Linked DNA regions of Homo sapiens: region 2 is linked to region 1. A link is a contact called in ENCODE Hi-C or POLR2A ChIA-PET data. All regions are on one chromosome and are shown on one strand. The core of a region is the stretch at or near the end of the contact, and the rest is flanking DNA. Distances in the headings are between cores, read along the strand shown. Region 1 holds the start of OS9 (OS9 endoplasmic reticulum lectin). Region 2 has its middle 19 kb from the start of CTDSP2.

The links. Hi-C counts contacts between places; a loop is a spot of excess contacts on that map. ChIA-PET counts read pairs that join two places held with the same protein, here RNA polymerase II (POLR2A). Pooled maps may share reads with other maps.
Region 2: a loop to region 1 is called in a pooled map, with 3 times the contacts of the local background. The contact joins the enhancer-like site here to the promoter of OS9 in region 1. A Hi-C loop is called at or near these places in 1 of 50 pooled maps. POLR2A ChIA-PET finds 5 or more read pairs at or near these places in 2 of 52 experiments (MCF 10A and activated CD4-positive, alpha-beta T cell).

The regions. Positions count from the first base shown.
Region 1 is chr12:57,692,708-57,695,454 of GRCh38, reverse strand. OS9 (OS9 endoplasmic reticulum lectin) reads right to left here and starts at 1,323. Exons shown (of 15, transcript NM_006812.4): 1 at 1,132-1,323; 2 at 529-705. The coding sequence starts at 1,293. RefSeq lists enhancers at 1,083-1,132, 1,120-1,694.
Region 2 is chr12:57,864,098-57,866,891 of GRCh38, reverse strand. No RefSeq gene overlaps it. Among named protein-coding and RNA genes, the nearest start is that of CTDSP2, 19 kb to the right of the region's middle. RefSeq lists a silencer at 1,317-1,676. Within about 2 kb of position 1,496, at least 34 of the 41 ENCODE cell types and tissues checked have a DNase peak (open chromatin) inside an H3K27ac peak, as active enhancers do.

The sequences.
Region 1 (2,747 bases), core at 74-2,573:
GAAGAACCCAAAATTAAATATTAATTGAACTTCTTGAACATTCCTGGCACTGTTCTGGCCACTGGGAATACAACTGTGAACAAGATTAATTCTTTGACCTCATGGAGTTTACACTCTAATGCGGGGAATCAGACCGAAAATAAACAAACTGATTCAGTAAATATGATTTCAGATCATGAAAAGTGCTACGATGAAAATAAAACAGGATACTGGAGCAGAGTGATAGGGCAGGGGGTGACTTTAGCAAGTAGGCTTAAGGAAGTACTCCTCCTACCCCACGCAGACCCTCAATCTTGCTTTAGCCCTTTTCTGAGATCTTCTATCCTAACCTGCTCCTACGTTCAGCAAAGTGTCATCAGTGGTTGCAGGATTCTTTGCTTCTTTCCTGTCCGTGTAATCTGTCTACTCCTCCAGTGGTCTTCTTAACCACTACAGGTCCCCTAGATCCTGCCTCATTCAGTGGACTCCAGTTCTTGGATGAACTGCTAGTTTCCAAGCCCTCATTCTATCTAACCCAGTCCCTTTCACCTTCAGCAAGCAGGGAGCATCTCTCATTGGGCTCAACAACTCAGGGATCCCAGGCCCTTGGTAAGCAGGTGTTTCCTCCTCCCTTTCACGCTGGAAGTGAATAGCTCCAGCTGGCAGGCGACACTCATAGCGCTGTTTGTACTTAGAGGAGACAATCACCACGTCCGAAGATTGGCTCTGGGAAAGAAGGGAGGGTCGGGGGGCAAGGAAGCAAAGAAAGGCTGGGATCAGGGAGAACAACGAAATCCCTCTTCAAACCCTGGGGAAGAGATCAGTCGAAGACAGAATAAGCCATAAGCCCTCCAGCTGTATTTAGTGGGTGAGAGGAGAGGGCGCTCCCATTTCTCCACGGGGGCGGAGTCCGGGTGTTTCGATCATAAACTGAGACCTGAAGGTTGACAGCGGGAAGCCCCACCTCTCCCAATTCCTGGCCCCCAGAGAATTGGTCTCAGTCTGCGACCCCCAGGGGTCACCGTAAAAGCAATACCTACTCTTCCCGATTCCCCGTAGGCTCCAGCCCCAGACTCCGGAGCTGCCCTTCTTCCTCTATCTCTTACCCGCTTCCTCTTCTGCCCAGACCCTCGCCCCTTATACGCCTCTCACCTGCCCTCCCATGACAGGCAACGGCAGGATCTCGATCCCATAACGCATCTCACTCAGCTCCTCCAGGTTCAGGCTCCCGACACCGCCGGTCAGACTTGCGGGTAACAGGAGTCCCAGAAGCAGCAGTCCTAACAAACTGGACAGCAGCGTTTCCGCCGCCATCTTTCGTTCCCCTTCTTATGCAGAGAATCTGTTTCCGCCCTAAGCCAGGCAGCGGCCTCAACACGCCCATCGGCGCCACATGATTTTATTGGCTGTACGTTCTATCCCTCCCACGTACCCTATTCCTATTTGTAAACGTGGCTCCAAGGTCCTGGGGAGGTGGATCACGACGATTAGAAATATCAATCGCTGTCCGTGATTGGTCAGAGACCAGCCAATCATCGACAAGATCAAACCCCTCCTCGTTCCCCAATTTCAGAGGCGTGGTCTATGCGCTTGGTCCTTTTAAGTTTGCCCTCTGTCTTCGCCCAGCTGTCATGCGCATCTCATTGCTTTTTCAGACGTCTCTTGCATTATATCCTGCCCACCGCCGGGCGGAGTATTGAGGCAGATAGGTAGCGTGCGCAGTGCCGGTGAAAGTTATTAAATGCTTGTTGCAAAACAAACAATTATTATACGGACGCTTACCTCTTTTCATATATACATATTGCTTTGAGGCAATCAGAAAATTTGTGTCAAAACCTTCCTATACGATCCTGCAGTTGACCTCCAGTAAAATGACCTCCAGTAAAAATCCTAGAGAAATAATGCGGGCAGCCAGACGTGGTGGCACGCACCTGTGGTATCAGCTACTCCGGAGGCTGAGGCAGGAGGATCTCCTGAGCCCAGGAGTTCAAGTGCAGCCTGCGCAACACAGCGAAACCCCGTCTCAAATAAGTACGTACATACATACATACATACATACATACATACATACATACATACATGCATACATGGGCTTCCAGTTAAGGTGAAATTATGTATTACTCTCCAGGCCGTAAGAAAGGGAAAGGAGACAACAACAGCAACATTTTGGAAGCTGGAAATCAAACAGAAGAATGTTAACTGGTTTAGCAAACTTGAGAATATTTATTACGAAACAAAGGTAAACAAGAGGCTGATTATACCTTTGGAAAACCCTCTCTGGGGAATCTCACCAGCCAAAACGAAAAATCCCAAAGATACCCTTATCAGAGTTCTCTTAATGATATAGATAACTAGAATGAATTCCACATGTAACACTTTGGCCTACGTGCCCCAGCCCTCATTCCACTTTCCAATCAGCTTTTTAGTGTTCTTACTCTTCAAAATAAATAGCCAGAGATCATTAGACATTTAAGGAAGGACTTTAATATACAAGTAAGAAACAAACAAGAAGGGAAAAGCAAATGAGAGGAAACATAAATTGCAAGGGAGGGGAAAAAACACTAAAAATAAAAAATTTAAAAATAGGCCGGGCACGGTGGCTTACGCCTGTAATCCCAAAACTGTGGGAGTCCGAGACGGGCGGATCACTTGAGGTCAGGAGCTCAAGACCAGCCTGGCTAACGTGGTGAAACCCCGTATCTACTAAAAATACGAAAATTAGCTGGGCATGGTGGCACGCGCCTATAGTTCCAGCTACTCAGGAGGCT
Region 2 (2,794 bases), core at 247-2,746, 170 kb before region 1:
TGCAGGCCTTGGGATCCAGATTTATACCAGGTGCTACCAGAGCCAGCAGGCAGACCCAGCAGGAATCCCTTAAGAGCATTCTCAGGATATCCAGGGCTCGAGGTGTTTCCTGGGCCATCAGGACAAGGACAGGGAGGTCAATCCAGTGCCAGGGACTCTGCCTCCTGCCTCATTGCCAAGGGGAGAGACTCTACACAATGAAATCTGGATTACATACTAAAAGGCTTCAAACCCCTAAATGCAAGATGATGGCCCAGACTGAATCCTGAAACACAAAAAGGACAGGAGTGGAAACATGTGAAATCCAAATAAAGTCTGTAGTTTGGTTAATAGCATTGTTCCAATGTTAATTCTTCATTTTGACAAACGTACCATGGTTAGGTAAGATACTAATTTTGGGGGAAGCGGGGTGAAGAGTACATGGGAATTCTCTACACTATTGTTGCAACTTTTATGTACATCTAACAATTTTCCAAAATAAAAAGTATACTAAAATAAAATAAAGCTAAAAAAATTCAAGACCTAAGCTCAAGATTTAAGAGGCAGGAAAAGAAAAATATGAAGGGTGGGGCATGGTGGTGCATGCCTGTAATCCCAGCACTTTGGGAGGCCGAGGCAGGCAGATCACTTGAGTCCAGGAGTTCAATACCAGCCTGGCCAGCATGGTGAAACCCTGTTTCTACTAAAAATAAAAAAATTAGCCTGGCATGGCACGCACCTGTAGTCCCATCTACTCAAAGACTAAGGTGGGAGAATTGCTTGAACCCGGGAGTCGGAGGTTGCAGTGAGCCGAGATCATGCCACTGCACTCCAGGCTGGGGGACAGAACAAGACTCTGTCTCAAATATGTATGTATATATGTGTGTGTGAGTGTATATATGTATACATACATATATACACATACATCTATGCATACATACATGTATGCATACATACATGTATGCATACATATATATGTATGTATACACATACGTCTGTGTACACAGATGTATGTGTACATATATATATACACACACATACACACACACACATATGATTATTGTAAGTGTTTAAATTCAAAGAGCTGGGTTAGGTTAGGACCCCTCTTTTGGAGTTCACTATAAACTGTCCCCTTTTCATCGACAAAGAATTTCCAGGATTGGAGTAAAAATGGAAGCAAAGGAGCTCTCTGTATAGAGCGTCAGAGTGGGCGGTCAACCCGGACTAACGCCAACATCAAGGTCGGGTGAGGCCTGGCACCCGCTTGGTCTTTCGGCAATCCCGCCGGCGCTGCAGGAAGGGCAGGCTGGGGCCTGGGCTCTGCGGCCCCCCTCTCCGAGCTCGGCTCCCCGGGGAGGGTCTGGCGGCCGCGCTCCACTTAAACCCGGGGCGCTGCCAGAGGCCCCGGACACTCGGGCCGCGCCCCGCGAGGGCCCCAGCGCTGGCGGCCCCGCCTTGCCCGGCCAGCCGCCCTCGGAGGAAAAGCTGTTGCTCAACCCGGAGGAATGCGGGGCCGGCGCTCCGGCGGGGGAAGCGCGGGAGACTGCACGGCCGGCGGTGGCCGCAAACTTCGCCCCTCTGGACACTGCGGCTCCGGGCGGGAAAAGAGGGGCGGCCCCAGGCCGGGCCCCCAGCCCGGAGGTGGCCCAGCCAGAGCTCCCAACTTCGGGGCCGTTTAAAAACGGCGGCAGACGCAGGCCCGAGGGCCGAGGCAAGAACCTCCCACGGAAAGCTCCAAGGAGGCGGGGATTTCTGCCTCACTGTTGTGTTCGTGATTCATCTGCGGCGCCTGAAGAGTGTCTTGAACATAGTAGGCGCTCAGTAAACATTTTTGAAAGAATAACATAATCCCTCCCGGCCTCAGTTTCCTCCCGTCTACAGGAAGGGTTTGATCTCAGAGGGCCCTATCAACTCTGAAATTCTAGGATGCTGAGATTAAATCCCATGTGTACTACTGTGGTTTTGCTTTTAGTTTTTCGGGGACATTTTTAGTGCTACCCTTTATGATGTGCCAGGAGTGAATTTGACACCAGATGGCTTTTTTTTTTTTCTTAATAAGAAAGAAGACAAAGGGAGGGAGAAAAATATTTTCCAACTGGCAGTGCTGACAGCATTTTGGAAAAGAATCCAGGGAGGCAAAGAGGAGCTGTTTCAGCCTGATTCTGCCTTCTCCTGCACACTCTGCCACCCTGGCCTCCACCACAAACGAGGTAGATCTGAGTGGAGCTTTTTATGGATGAGGCAAAGGGAGCATCATTACAGAAGACTCCACCCCGAGTTAGCACTTGCTTTGTCCTCTGTGGCAGTCACAGCGAACTGGCCCCTGAGCCGCATGGTGGTGGATTCCAGCTATAGGCAGGGCTCTGGCTAAAGGCTGGATCTGGTGTTAATTAGAAGAACAGAGAGACACCTGGCAAATCAAAAGCTGGCGCTCCCTGCCTGGGGAACATGCAGGAAAAATAGCCAAAGTGGCAGTGCCTCTTCTGGAATTCCTCTTCTCTGGGATCCCAACTCCCTCTCATGGAAAGGCAGGGTGGAGAAGGGTTCCTTGCTCAAAATGACCTCTAGCTGAGTTTTTAATATGTCATGGCGCAGGGAAGGGAAATTCCTAGAATAAGACAATTTGGCAGTGTGCACAGGGGTGCCGACCAGGGATGCTGCAGGCAGTCTGCTTGGGTTCAAATCGTGGCTCCACTACTTACTAGTTGTTTGATAAGGATAAGTGACTTTATCTTTCTGTACCTTAGTTTCTCCAACTGTAAAATGGAATAATTAAAATTCCCACCAAAGGCAATTGTTGTGTGGACTGAATTAG